2 separate regions of the Mus musculus genome follow, and region 2 is linked to region 1. The links are chromatin loops, found by intact Hi-C in ENCODE. Cell type or tissue: heart. All regions are shown on one strand.

What was found. Peaks named below come from ENCODE experiments on the same cell type or tissue, not always from the same donor. Only the 100,000 strongest peaks of a DNase experiment are listed, where the experiment ranks them.
Region 2: a loop joins it to region 1, with 2.2 times the contacts of the local background. A loop is called at or near these places in 2 of 42 quality-filtered maps.

Annotation. Positions count from the first base shown.
Region 1 is chr13:75,794,915-75,802,914 of GRCm38, forward strand. It overlaps the pseudogene Gm8288. Among named protein-coding and RNA genes, the nearest start is that of Glrx, 41 kb to the right of the region's middle. In heart, no CTCF peak of the experiment used is centred here; DNase peaks (open chromatin) are centred at 3,047 and 4,227; H3K4me3 peaks cover 480 bases; H3K27ac peaks cover 570 bases.
Region 2 is chr13:75,500,775-75,508,774 of GRCm38, forward strand. No RefSeq gene overlaps it. Among named protein-coding and RNA genes, the nearest start is that of Mir682, 140 kb to the right of the region's middle. In heart, no CTCF peak of the experiment used is centred here; no DNase peak of the experiment used is centred here.

The DNA of each region.
Region 1 (8,000 bases):
GTGTTACACAGGGCTCAGTGGTTAAGAGCACTTGCTGGTCTTCCAGAGTCCAAGTTAGTTCTCAGGACCCATATCAGGCATTTCACAACTGCCTGTCATTCCAACTTAATGAAATCTGAACCCCTCTTCTGGCCTCTGCAAGCAACTGAACTCATGTGTGCTATATCCACATGAAGACACAAACACATAAGTAAAATAAGTATTTTTTTCTCAAACAAAAGCCCTTTAAAACAGTGGTTCTTAATAGTTCCTCATTTGGTAACTGCCAACCATAAAATTGCTTTCATAGCTACTTCATTCATAAGTATAATTTTGCTCCCTTTATGAAACATAATGTAAATTAGCTGTGTTTTCCAATGGTCTTTTGGGGGTTGCAACCCACTGGTTGAGAACTGCTGCATCGTAAACTGACAGATGAACCATGAATATACATGGAAGTATGTGTATACTGACAATGGCTGTTCTCTTCCTCAGCCTCACTGGTCACCAGTGCCCCATGTCTGGGACAGTCATAGCATAGTGTTAGGGCCTTAGTCTGCATTCCCCCTCTTATACAAAGGATATTCCAACACACGCTCAGAGAGAACCAGCGCTCTCTCATTTTCTTCAACTCCAATGTTCCTTTTACTGAGGAAGAAAAGGTTAGAAGAGCCAACCTCTTCGTAACACTGCACACATGCACAGCAATACCTTATATACACGGGCATTATTTTCCTTGTGCACTCCAGGGCAAAGAAGAGTTTAGTAGGACAAAGCTAAATCTGTTGGGCTTGTTTTTACAAAATGTTAGTGTTTTGCTTATGTGTTTGCTTGATTGGTTGCTCACATGAGATATCATATTCTTGTGTCTGTGTGAGCCCAGTGTGTGTATTCACCCCTGCCCTCAGTTCACACCCAACTCCATTAAAGACCTAAGCAAGGTACCTGCACAGCCCACACTGTAAGGCCAAGGAGAAGGCTCAAGAGAGACCACAAGAAAGAAGGCTCCTGTCCCCAAAGATTATTCTTTTCCTATGTGAAAACACAAAAGGACCAAAAACTGTATAGCAGAGCACATGTGTTCTCTCTCTCTCTCTCTCTCTCTCTCTCTCTCTCTCTCACACACACACACACACACACACACACACACACAATTTCTATAAAAGAGTGTTTGAAGGCAAATGAGATATGGGGTTTTACAAGTTGGAAACGGTTGTAGGCTGAGCAGAAAACTCCTGAGAGAAAAGTTAAACAGAATTAGAAATGGAGTTTGGGGAAGTTCTTGAGGGTGTTTTTCCCCCTCAAATATAAGTAGAGGAACTTCAGGAACAGAGACAGAGCTATAAAGGGAGGCATGGAAGAGAATCACTAACCACAGGACATCTACCTGAGTCTAACCCCCAGCCACTACCTCCCAAAGCTGAGTCCTGAGGTGCTGTAACCCCTGACAGGCTGGCTCCTGCTACCTAGCCCCCTTCTGGATCATTGCCTCAACACTAGGAGCCCTTCTGGCTTTGTTGCTTCTCTGTGTCTAACTACAACTTGTGTCTTTTGCACATTAATCCAGTTCTGGCAGACTCTTTAGAACAGGTTGACTCCAGTCATCAACACACCTGGCGCAGTCATCACTGTCCCCATAAGCCATCCCCTCTGGGGCTTCCTGCCACAAGAATTTTCAAAAGTTTCACATGAATTTCTATACAAATACATGTACATGTAAACACTAGATCGCCACTGCCTTTTATTCACTGTCTTATTTTCGTTAGCCTTAACAACATTCCCAAAGTATGAGATAGAAAATTCTAGAAATAAACCGTTCTTAAGTTGTGAGATGGTATACATGCCCATAGCGCTGAGTATGATGTAAGATGGTATACATGCCCTTAGCGCTGAGTATGATGCCATCTCATCCTTCCCATAGGGTCCAGTCTATTGTATGAGTCATCCAGGCCATTGCATCCACTGTATATGCCACTACCCACTAGTCAGAGGATGAAGTCCTTGACTGTGTTCAATTCACCCTAACTCAATTACAGACCACAATGTATAAGACAACAGGTACAAGTCAGGTACACCAAAGATGAGCTATAAAATGTATTAGACAGAGTCGGGCATGGTGGCACACGCCTTTCATCCCAGCGCTCGGGAAGCAGAGGCAGGTGGATTTCCGAGTTCAAGGCCAGCCTGGTCTACCCTGTCTCGAAAAACAAAACAAACAAACAAGCAAAAAATGTATAAGACAGGATAAAAGTCTCCACTAATAAAAGAATTATGTTGGAGCTGCTAAGATCTTCTAACAATAAAATAAAAAAAAAAAAAGGAAAAGAAGAAGTCTGAACTAACTTTCTATGGCTTCACAAACTACAAAAGATACAGCCACATATATGATAAGATATATATGTATATATATAGTAAAACGGTGTGTATAGAGTTTAATACCATCCAAGTTTCAGGCATTCTATGGAGGTTACTCTCCTGCCCTCCAGGCAAAAGCAGAGCAGTATGATATTTGAGACTAACCCACTTTTGAAGGGCTGAGAGATAACAATTTCATACTTCAGATCTGTGCTAAATGTTGCTGCGATGAGTGGGTGGTGAGATGTGCCTTTAATCCCAGCACTCAGGAAACAGAGGCGGGTGGACTGGATGTCAGACTGATCTACATAGCCAGTTCCAAGAAGGTAGGCTTACATACTGAGACCTTATCGCAAAGTAAACTTTTAAGAAGAGGAAAGAAATAGTACTTATGAAATACTCAAAAGCCTCCGGTAAGCACCAGAACAGTTGCTGACCTCGAAGTTCAAATAATAGCCCAAGCGGAGGAAGTGGAAATGGTGACCCTCGTTTACAGAAAGTGAATCAGTCACAGCCAGGTTCTGAAATTCCGCATGAACTCATGCTGCCTGAAAAAGCCAGGCATCAACGGTGAGCAACCATGATCTCCGGCCAGCTAGGCACTTTGCTTTCCATTGGGTGGTGACGGTCAGATCTCATTGCTTCTGACAAAGGCCCTCGTCAAACCCATGAGTCATGGTTTGCGTAAGCCACCGCTGCTCAGTGAGAGCAGACCCACTTCCTGACTGCACAGTAGTAACTCTGACTTCCTGACAGCCAAGGCAGACAGGTGCGACAGTGCGGCGTGCAGCGCCATCTGCTGGATAGTGTGGGATAAGCAGCAGCCTGGAGTGGATGGTCTCTGAATTCTGTGAGCTTTGAGACTGCTAGCAGCCAGGCCTGACTGCAAGGCCTGCCAGGAACACTAGCAGAAATACATACCCTCTATCCAAACCATTCCTCGAGGTCCTTTCCTTGTTATAGAATGTGGTGTGGCAAGCACATATGCACATGTGTATTCAAGGTGTATATGTGTTATGTAAAGGGTACAAGATTGTACATGATCTCTGAACAAATAGAAAAAGTGACCATCACTACCCTCATTGCTGGATTTGTACTAAATTTTACAATTAACAGAAACTCATAAATAATCCTATATAATCCCTCACCTTTCTGTATAAGCAGAAAGGAGTAAGGGGTATCAAATACTAGCTCTGCTAGTAGAATTACTCATGACTTAGCCATGAGTGAGACGGCAGCTAACAAGGCTCCTCCTTTCTTTACCAAAGTCTTTGCCCACATGCAAATAAAGACTGGCTGAGCAACTGTTAGGAAGAGGAAATGAAGCAAAACCCAGCCAGCTATGACAAGTCTGACATCAAGCCTCAACTATTTCTGAGGCTGGAAGTGGGTCTCAGAAAACTCTGGCCAGCAATAGGTTTAGGTTTTGGCCAGATGCTACAGAGAAGGTTTCTAACATGAGACAAAATATCTGTTGGAGGAGGAACTGGCCTAGGCATTCATGGACACACAGCATAGGACTAAAGAACTCTGGCCAGGTCTCTTGCTTCCTACAGTTTCCCAGCCGTTGGTGCTCTGCCAGCCTCTGAACTACAGCAGATGTTGCTTCTTGCTTAAACGCTAACTGACTCATTCCCTCTAGACCATAAAGGTAACCAGCTCATCTGACCCCCAAATATAGAGGGATGATTGGAAGATGGTAGGTTTGTTTGTTTGTTGGGTTTTTTTGGTTTGGGTTTTTTTTTTTTTTGGCTTTGTTTTCAACTAGAATGTCAGACTGAGGAACGCCTGGAACAAATAGTTCTGGGTTAGAGGTCAGGGGACTGGCTGGACTCTAGGGCAAAAGCAAACAAGGCTTTTCACAGTGGCTTGCAGGGATATGGTGACAAACCTGCCTCCAGTGGACAGACAAGGAACACTGCTGGCTGGGCTCGACCTTAGGCAGCTGGAGCAGGCCAGGAAAACGTGTTATAGATTCTGCCTCTGCCCCTGTCACATGGAAGTACACAGCATAGGTAACAAGCCAGATGAGGCTGGATCGGCCTTGAGTGCCACAGATGGACCTCTTTTTTGGGTCTCCTATCTGCGAGGAACGGGTCTCTGGTTGCAGGTGGGCGAAGGAGTGGGGTGACAAACAGACACGACACGAGAGAGTATGTTGAATCTGAGTATAATGTCCAAACGAAAAACAGACTTTTTTATACAGAAGAAAAAACAAGAAAAGCCAGGCAGGACATATCTGCTGAATTACAGTGACACAAAACAAAAGGAATCTATACATCAAAAGATGGCGGGGACCAGGCCGCTGTTTACCACTTAGAATGGAGCCAGGTGTAATGCCAGTCTATTGTTAAGCCCACCACTAGGGGTTCTTAGTAAAAACTTGATTATGCTGTTCCTTTGGGCCTAGTGAAGAAACTGGTCCCAGGGGGATTCCCTAACTCTTTGATGGATAACTCACCTATTCACTAGGCCTTTGTATATTCCCTTGTTTGGGTGAGACTGGCTACTGTCCTAAGTAATCACTCTGCAGACCAGCCCTGAGCTATCCTAGCTCCATTCTTTGTAATTAGTTTCACCATCTCTACTAGAAGTGAATTTGAATGTTACTGAATAGGTATCATTCTTACTGAATTCCTACTGAATTCCAAGATTGTCAGCTTCAAGGATTTGGAACACTGGCAGAGGCTCACCTATGTCAAAATTCAACCTTTAAAGGCACTTATAATGAATCAATACTGAAAGAGAGCATACACCATACTAACGTGGGGATCGGGTTTGAGTATACGGGCTATGAGAATGCCAAGGTTCCAGGAGGCTGAATTTCCTTGAAACTCTTTGCCTCGCGACTGCCTCCAGGCTTTTCAACCCCGACAGGCAGACTTCACTGGAGTGGGCATAGCACTTGAGAGCTCTGGACTTGAACGTGTCTCACTGTAATGTGGCAGCACTGGTGCCATAGCACTGGAATAGCACTGCAGTGTAGACCAGTAGCTGCTGTGAGGCCCTCCCAGCCCTGTGGCTGCTAAGCTTTACCCCATCCATTCCACAACACACATGGTTCTGTTACTGTCACAGGATTGGGCCGCATGTACATGAGACATGGCAAAGGAACATGGTCTTTGCAATCGTTTGCCATCTAGTGAAACCGTCTATACAGACTGGCATAGTTTGCAGACTCCAGGAGGCAGTTTGAATTTGCTGGGTCACCACAGATGATATATTTGTCAACATCTGTTTTCACAGATCTAGCTCACTCCTGCCAGCAGTAGGCCTGGGTTCCCCCTGAAGCCAAGAGTCCCTAACAGCAGAAAAAACAAACAAGTGCCAGGTGCCAGGTGTGGGTCTAAACTTTAGACTCTAAAACTGTGGTTCTCAACCTCCCTAATGCTATGACCTTCATATTGTGGTAACTCTCAAACATAACATTATTTTGTTACTACTTCATAAATGTAATTTCGTTATTGTTATATTATCTGTATACTGATAATATACAGATTATCTGATATGTGAACCCAAGGGGAGGGGGGCATCGAGAACCACAGGTTAAGAACCACTGCTCTAAAGGCTTTGCAGGGGGAAGGGGAAGGTGTCTCACTGTAATGTGGCAGCACCGGTGCCACAGCGCTGGAATGGTACTGCAGTGTAGAAGAGTAGCTGCCGTGAGGCCCTCCCAGCCCTGTGGCTGCTAAGCTTTACCCCATCCATTCCACAGCTCAGCCTTGAGTGTCGGAGAAAGAGGCATAAATGTGCTGGCTCTTCCCACAGGAGCAAGGAAGAGTTAACTCCACATCAGCTTGTCCCCAGCCTTGTCCTGGCTGCCTCTGGTGAGGCCCATCCTCCAGGCAAGTCATAGATAGCCTTTGTCCAGGAGATGGCATCCAGGATACTATACCACACAGTTTATTTCCAAACTAACCCCCAGTTCTTCCAAGAACCTGGAAAGTTATTTCCAGAAATTAATTTTAAATTTTCCTACATGATAAGTGAATATCTGAATGTCTAACATTAGGAAAATGGTACATCCTAGTTTGTAGAAGTTTTAAATATGTAGAGAAAGGGGGCAATAACACAAAAGTGGGCTTCTTTTAGGCTCATGCAAAACCAAAAGAGACATTGTAGACAGATGGATACTAGTGTAAGATCTGAAGCAGAGAAGGTAAGTGGTGAAACCATCCAACATGTACTATAAAGTCTGTCAATGGGTTTTGTGTGCCCTCATACCTGTTTCATTCAATGCTAGGACTCTATCCCAGGCTGCCTGCAAACTAAAGAACCAGCCCTCTTCCCCAGCAACAGAGCCACACCCCCACAAGCCTGATAATGTAACAAGTATACCCTACTCTTATTCACATAATTTTGCTATAAATCTAAAATTGTTCTAAAAAGGCATTTTTTAAACTTTTCTTACCTAAAAAGTAACCACATTTTGAATGTTGGGGTTTTTTTTTATTTATTTGTTATTCTATTTTTCTAGATGCTACATTTATCTGTATATTGCTTTATCAATCAGGTAAAAATAAAAGTTTTAAAATCCTATTTAGTTGACTAATCTCTGAGCCAGGAACAGACTCACGTTTCATCATCTGCTTTTCTAAACAAAACAGGAACTTGGGCAGCCTTATAAACAAAATAAAGGTGGCTTTAAGCATGTCACTTTAGTCTTCTGTGTAAACTACAAGCCTGTTGTTGCCTCATACTGTAAGAAAGGGGACCAGATTAAAGATTTGAGTATAAGAGGCACAGTTCAGAGCATCTACAGTTGGACTGTCGAGAAGTAAAAAGCTCTCTGTACGTCAGCCTGTGTGGGCATCTCTCATACTGGCATGTGCCAGGAAATAGTGACAACTGCTGAAACACTACTCACCTCACAAGGCACGGAGAAAATACTAGTATGTGTAGGCTACTGCAGTGAGGATGTGGCTGTGTGTGTGTGTGTGTGTGTGTAGGCTGCTGATGTGAGGGTGGGGCTCTAGTGTGCATGAGTGTTGCTTTATGCATCCTTCCAAGGCAGGGACAATTTTGCCTCCCCCACTTCAATTGGGATATGAGGGAAATCGGGGCCTCCCTTTGGCCCTCTGCCTCAGCTTCCCATCCTATCTCTTCCTGATCTTCTTGACATTCCTTTAACATACCTCTTGGGGAATGTCAAAACATATGACACGAATAAAAGTTCAATGGCTGAAAAATTAAAAAACAGAACTTGGTCTCCTAGAACACAGAACAAGTGCAGCTAACCTGCTAGAAAGCCTACGTGGAACAGCCTTTTCCCGGGACTCTTATTATCAGGAAGCTGACACCTCTGGCCTCCTCATACTCTATTTCTTCTTGTATTTTATCTTTTTCTCTTCCTTTTCTTTTCCAAGAAAAACACCTTACATAGAGGCAGCACCGGGGCAAACGAGAGCCAGACGGACACCGGATGACTGTGTCTCGCGGAGGAAAATCAACTAAACATGGGCAAAGGAGATCCTAAGAAGCCGATAGGCAAAATGTCCTCATATGCATTCTTTGTGCAAACCTGCCGGGTGGAGCACAAGAAGCAGCACCCGGATGCTTCTGTCAACTTCTCAGTGTTCTCCAAGAAGTGCCCAGAAAGGTGGAAGGCCATGTCTGCTAAAGAAAGGGGGAAACTGTAAGGTATGGCAAAGCCTGACAGGGCTCAT
Region 2 (8,000 bases), 290 kb before region 1:
AACCCTAATCAGAGAAACCTCTCTTTGCAGTGAATGATAGTAAATGCATAGATTCATGGCTGCTGAAGATGCTGAAAATAAGTGCCAGTTGAGAATTCTACCCTAAATAAGACATTTACATTACCCTCTCCAAGGCTCAAGGAACATTGCTAAACAAGGTATGGGATTTACATAACAGTTGGAAGATAAAGTGAAAGACTATGAAATGTCATCTTTTTAATGTAAAAGGTGACACAACTGTTGGAGTCATGAACTCTTAAATGTGACTATTTTCAATGGCCCTGCACAAGTCTAGAGCTGCCAACAATCAGTCATGGAAGGGGCAGGGCCTCATGGGGCTCTACCACTTATTGCTGAACTATTGGCTATTGATAGATTCTAGAGGAAGAAGTCATTTACTTTAGTTATATACTCAATGCTGAACCCACCAGAATCCAACACATATAGCTTCAAAACCATGGCCACACAGAGGGCACTGATTAAATTCAATGGGTCACAAAACTAAAAGACATGAATGTGAGAAAGTGACATATATGTAAGAAGAGGTTAAACAGGGGTAATAGAAAGTTGAAAGAATAGTTAATATCTATTATATATACATGTGAAATGGTCAGTGGACAAATTTAATTAATAATACATTCTTTAAGGCAAGTGAGATGCATTAGTTTGTAAAGGTGCTTGCTAACAAGCCTGAAAACCTGAGTCTGAGCTTAGTGACCTACATGGTAGAAGAAGAGAACTGACTTTTTAAAGTTATTCTGAGTGTGAGAGGCACACCTACACAGAGAGAGAGAGACAGAGACAGAGAGACAGAGAGAGACAGAGAGAGATGGAGACAGAGAGACAGAGACAGACATAGAAGAAACAAAGAATCGTTTTGGTGGGGGGAAATAGTCTTGGCATACATATGTAAATGTTCCTGTGGCTATATGTAAGATTCCTCAGGTTGCACAATCACAATTCAAATTCCATTTCTCACTGTTGATAACATTCCATTGTCTTTTCTCAGCCCAGGGAGAGGCTTTTGCTGAATTCCTTTCTCTACTTCACGAATCTGCCAAACAGGGTATTTAAAATTTTTGTTTTGTTTTTAAGACAAGGTTGCATTTAGTCAAGGCTGGATTTGAACTTCCTATGAAGCTGAGGATGGCTTCGAACTTCTGACTTTCTATCTTCCAATAGGCCTAGTCATTTCTAATTTATTCAGTGCTGGAGATTGAACACACAGCTTCATCCATAATAGGCAAGTACTATAGCAGCTGAGGTGCACCCCTGCCTTGGTCTTTAGTCTTTTACGTGAAATTTTATTAAACAAGGAAGACTCTGATTACAGGAAAGATATCTCAAAGTCAAAAAGTATAGAGGAACTTGGTCCTAGGCCTTGTCTGCTCTTCTAGGCCATTAAAAAAATAATAATTTACTCCCTCATTAAGTATGCACACAGCTCCACTTCACTCCTCCTATCTTCATAGGAGATAAAGAGATTTAAATCTTTTCTAGTGATGCTACATTTCTGAAGATGGGTGCTTTAATCTCCCTTGATTAAAAACAAAAACAACCAACAACACGAATGGCCTTTTAAGTGATGTCAAAAGACTGGCATACAGATTTAGACATAGCATAACAGGTTTTAAAGGAGATCTGATTATATCATCCTCTAACTTTTTACCAAAGGTACCCAAGTCATAACTATTATAATCAATACTGCTTAGAAAAAAAACTTCACAATATTTGAAATTGTGTAAATTTTTTCTGCCTAGTGAAGGTTTGCTCCATTTTCTGAAAGATGTCAGTTTGTCATCTGAGTCACTGTCACCAAAGTCACATTGTTCTTGTAAAAATAATGGAGAGAAGCAGACATCTGCAATGTTATTCTCAGCATAATTGTTTCCAAATGGACCTTGAAGTGATTCCCAGCTTTTCACGTTCCTCTGCCAGGGATGGTCACTTTAGTGTCAGAGTCTTACTACTGAACAATTTCTTCCCAATAAAAAGTGATTCGTGATAGTTCCTCACAGGATCATATCATCCTGAAAATTTGCTTCATCTCACTAAGAGCAGAGAAGGAATCAGGATTCTTTATGCTGTCTTACAGCTGACTTCCAGTGATATCTACATGTCCCTATTCACCTTTCCTACCGCCACATGTATGGAACAAAGCCATTTAAGTTTAGCATTCTCTGAATGTCTGTCTGTTTTATGAAGGTTTGGAAACTCAACAATAATATGACCAATCTCATATTCTCTGTATAATCTACTCAGTATGTGAATAAAAATGTGTAAACCACCTTAGAGGAGATATAAAATAAATGAATGCAGTATATCTGTATATGCAGCTATACCTTACTGTTATGACAAGTGTGTACCAAATACATATAATAAGTTAAAAACTGTAAGTGCTAGGACTAATAGAGAAACAAAGGATTAGTCCTTCAGAGAGTGTCTTAGTTAGGGTTTTATTGATGTGAACAGTCAGTATGACCAAGGCAAGTCTTATAAAAAACAACATTTAATTGGGGCTGACTTACAGGTTCAGAGGTTCAGCCCATTATCATCAAGATGGGAGCATGGCAGCATCCAGGCAGGCATGGCCCAGGCAGAGCTGAGAGTTCTTCATCCAAAGGTAGATGGAGACTAGTGGAAGACTCACTTCCAGTCAACTAGAGTGAGGGTCTTAAGCCCACACACACAGTGACACACCTATTCCAACCAGGTCATGCCTATCCAACAAGGCCACAACACCAAATGGTGCCACTCCCTGGTCCAAGAATATACAAACCATCCCAGACAGGTCAAAGGTCACTGAGTCATTATTTTATCATTCTGTTGCAACATAATCAGCATACTTGATCCAACTTGGGTCTCCTGTAAGCACTCCAAATGATTAAGTAAAAGATAATGAAAGATTGTACTAGTTTGTTTACATTACAGTAACAGTGTTTAAGGGGACTCACTGTATAAAGAGAAAAGACTCTTTTAGTTAACAGTTTAGAAGTTCAAATCCCAAGGCCAGGTGAGGATTCTATTTGTGTGGCATGTGGTAAGGGCAGAGGGTGTTGACACAGTGAGGGTGACAGCATTCACTGGGTCATGTGGTAACACCTTGAATAGGATCTGAAAACATACAACTGGGGTCAGGCCAGTTCTTTTTACAGCATTTCTCTTGAGAGAACTTCTAAAGGGGTCACAGAAGAAATGGAGGTTCCCAGACCCCCATGATCTTAGCACCTCTCACTCTATATAGCACAGTTCTCAATAGTGTCAATCTGGGACCAAGACTTTACTCACAGTGGCCTAATGGGGAGCATGCAAAAACACACTCAACCATAGAAATACAAACAGTGGTCCTATTTTCACAGATTTTTCAAGGGAATTTGCACATTACCAACATAATCTATCTAAAGGTGCCCTACGTATTACCAATTATCTTGTAGGCACCAATAAGGCATTTTTTTCATCCTGTTGTTTCCTTTTACTATTTTTCTAAGCTAGAAAGAATTAAAATTTAATTCTGTGAAAGATTTAATGCCATACACTTTAGAAGGTTACTACCTATGTATCAGTCTGAAGAGATGTAGAAAACAACCACTCCCTCTAGTTTTCCATTAGGATCCTATCTCTCATGCAAAATCTCAGGTATAATTGGTAAAATCTGGGGACAGGGTCACTCTCACTATTTATTTTTTTAGAAGAGTGTTAAGCTGGGAAAGCCATTGAATTGGTAAAGGCACAACAACTTAAAAAAAAAATCTCTGTAGAACTTGGAAAGCAGAAACAAAATTATGAGTCCTGGAAGGTAAATGCTCTAAGTAAAACAACTGCCCAAAAGGAACATGAGGCAAGACTAATCAAACACCATGCATTTGAAACCAAAATGCCCAGTTCACAGAAGGTGAGGAAACAGAGATTAGACATTGTAACATTCATCTGTACCCCTCAAGGGACCCCTAAATGAGGCCTTAAATTTTAAATGAAGTGCTAGATTCTCACATATGCCTTATGAGGTTCTAGGTACACAAAAGAACTGGAAGATCACTCAGTCCTAAGGCTTAGAAGTCAGTTAAGACAGAATTTAACCAATTCCAAAAGACACTTGAAATAACTTATTTTTGCAGTGTATCTTTTCCAGATGGGAATTTGCTCAATTCAAAGATATAGAAACTCATTATAGCTTTATTCAAAACTATCAAAGATGCTATAAAATTAATTTTTAGGAGCTCAATATATTGAACTTCTATACAGTTCAACCACATGCAATAATCACTAACACATCCATCTTTGCCAGCACAGGTTTATCACAAATTGACTTTAAGCAAGTGATGTAAAAATATGATAATTATATTTAATGCACCCTTGTAAATTACACCAATTGCCAGTGTTAACATTGGCAGCACTGCATGCCAAAAAAGCTCTTAAATACCTGGAAGAAGCATGCTTTCCAAAACTACCAGGGGAAATTTTTAAGTGAGCTGGGAACAAAGTGAGAGGAGAGAGGGAGGAAGAAAGAAAGGGGGAAACATGGGAGAAAGGGAGCAAAGAGGGAGGAGGGAGACAGCAAAAGAGGGAGGAGGGAGGAAGGAAAGAAACAAGGGGGAAGAGTTTACATCCTGCTATTCTGTGTTTCATAGAGATGATAAAGTATAGTCTAATGTAAAGAAAACCCAAGGAAGAGAAACATAAGCCCGCATTTCCTCTTCTCTTTTACAGTTCCTCAGTACAACCTGAAGGTGTGGCTGTAAAAAGTCAAGAGACTTTGTTTCAAGACAAATGTGCACTTTACTATGAAAGAGATCAATAAAGGTTAATTCGGAATTTTATGTGCCACCAATTACTGAATTTTACAATTTCACAAAATAGCATAATTTTTAATGATGCATTTAATAACCTCTCAGTCTACTTTCTGTACATGCTTTAGTGATGATGATCACACCCAAGGATCTCATTTATTCCAAGTAAATGTTTTTCTAACAATGGAGTAACATCCTCTAGAAGTTTTAAATAAATTAAGGTGAAATTGTCTTGGAAATGATTGCAAATTTTGCTTATTGTGCTCTGTTTGCCATGCAATTTGACATTTGATAATAATGCTAAATCATTCTAATCTGTTTTAAAGGCTAGGTCTATGACTGCCCGTTTAAATGCCTATGCAAACGAGCTTTTGGATTCTAACATCAAGATACATAACTCAATCAGCTTTCAAAACTAGAAAGCAAACCCAATTTCAGCACTTTAAAAAAGTAAGTAAGTAAGGCTAGAATCTAAGCTTTGGGTCCCACTGAGTCCCAATGTTGGCTTTCATCTACCAATCCAATGTGTAAAGTTTCACATTGGTGTGTTTAATCTGGAGTGCTTGTAGAAGCCAAATCACTTCAAAGGTCCCTTGAGAAAAGAAAGGGAAGAGGCCTTATTACATGTTGGAGCATCTTCTGGGTATATGCCAGGAGTGGTATAGCTGGGTCCTCAGGTAGTACTGTGTCCAATTTTCTGAGGAACCACCAAACTGATTTCCAGAGTGGTTGTACCAGCTTGCAATCCCACCAGCAATGGAGGAGTGTTCCTCTTTCTCCACATCCTCACCAACATCTGCTGTCACCTGAATTTTTGATCTTAGTCATTCTGACTGGTATGAGGTAGAATCTCAGTGTTGTTTTGATTTGCATTTCCCTGATGACTAAGGATGTTGAACATTTCTTTAGGTGCTTCTCAGTCATTCGATAGATGCTCCAACACATAATAAGGACACATGCCGCACTATGTTCATAGCAGCCTTATTTATAATAGCCAGAAGCTGGAAAGAACCCAGATGTTCCTCAACAGAGGAATGGATACAGAAAATGTGGTACATTAACACAATGGAAGTACTACTCAACTATTAAAAACAATGAATTTATGAAATTCTTAGGCAAATGGATGGAACTAGAAAATATCATCCTGAGTGAGGCAACAAAAGAACACACATAGTATGCACTCACTGATAAGTGGGTATTAGCTCAGAACTCAGAATACCCAAGATACAATTCACAGACCACATGAAGGTCAAGAAGGAAGACCAAAGTGTGGGTGCTTCGGTCCTTAGAAAGGGGAACAAAATACCCATGGGAGGAGATACAGAGCCAAAGTGTGGAGCAAAGACTGAAGGAAAGGCCATCCAGAGACGGCCCTATGGGCCTGGATACCAGAGGTTTTCCACAGATATCTCTAGCCAGGCCTGGTGCGAGGGTTTCAGGGAAGGAAAGTAAATTCGGACAGGTAGGGGAAGTCGCTTCTGTGCTTCCACTGTGCAGGTCAGCTCCACCTCCAACTCTGTGGTGCCATAATTCTCAGCTGCCCTGCACTGGGTTGGGTCTGGCTGGGCCAAGTAGAAGCTGACTAGCCAGTAAGGAGTGCGGCAGGGCCTCAAGAGCAGATCTCTCCAAGTGTTTCAGCTCTTCAGACAAAGGCTCGGCGATGGAGTAGTTCTCGAATATTTTTTATTCCCTGGATAGGACTTACATACAATTTTGGGGATGATTCAGCGTTTGACAGCAGATACTTCTCATTGGCTTGGACTGAGAGTTTGGGGAAACCTTATTTGCATGTGGGAGGCCTTGGTGCAGCTACTACCTGATTGATGCCCCTACCTCTCTGCAGGGGGCCTGTAGGAGACTGTAAATGTGTAATAGGAGCCAGGTGCCCAAGAGACATGGCCGAACTCCTGCCTTCCCATGCAGGTGGAAATCACCACCCACCGGGCTCCAGGGTTCCAGACCTTTGCTCAACTGGGGACCAGGCTATCTCTGCACAGCCAACCACTCCACACTGCCCCACCTGGGAATCCATCCTATATACAGTCACCAAACCCAGACATTATTGTGGATGCCAGCATGTGCTTGCTGACAGGAACCTGATATAGCTGTCTCCTGAGAGGCTCTACCAGTGCCTAACAAATACAGAGGTGGATGCTCTCAGCCAAACAATGGACTGATCACAGGGTCCCCAATAGAGGAGCTAGAGAAACTACTCAAGTAGCTGAAGGGGTTTGCAGCCCCATAGGAGGAACAACAATATGAACCAACTAGTACCCCCAGAGCTCCCAGGGACTAAACCATCAACCAAAAATTACACATGGAGGGACCCATGGCTTCAGCTGCATATATAGCAGAGGGTGGCCTTGTTGGTAATCAATGGGAGGAGAGGCTCTTGGTCCTGTGAAGGCTCAATGCCCCAGTTTAGGGGAATACCAGGACTAGGAAGTGAGGGTTGGTAGGTTGGTGAGAAGAGGGTCTTTGGAGGGGAAATGAGGAAAGGGGATAACCTTTAAATTTTAAACCATCATTAGAGGGGAAGCTTCTAAGGTAGAAAGGTCTAAGTGGGGATAAGGGAAGTAGGATGAAAGAGAAGAGCAGAGGGAGCGTAAGCAAGAACAAAAGATGTATGAAAGGACACATGGAAGCCTCTACATTACAGACTAATTTTAAAATGTAACTTTCCAATCAGGAGTTTGAACAGAGGTATCTTACAAGGAAGATCAACACTACTCCCAAAAGCCACAGGTTATTAAGCAAAAACCTTAGTGTCAAGGACTGGAAAGATAACTTGCCGCCGATTACAAAGGACCTTAGTTCAGTTCCCAGAACCCATGTGAGTGGTTCATAACCACCAATAACTCCAGCTTCAGGATATCTGATGCCTATTCTGACCTCCCCATGCCCCCAAATGTATACAGAAAAAGGGGGGATGGGAAGTGACAACGATAGTGACGACTACGATGACGAAGATGATGATGGTAGTAACAACAACAATTTAACAAACAAAAAAACAGTCCTAGACATGGAATACCTCACCGTGAGTTTTTGTACAGAGAAGCTCCAGAGGCACTCAACTTTTGCTACTGTTCTTGGTTCTGCCACCATAACTAGATGCTAAGACCCTATTGCTGAAGACACCACACACTTTATATGACATAGAGAATTCAAGGTGGAACAGACCTGGAAGCATCCTTCCTGCTGGCCAGCTTTCAT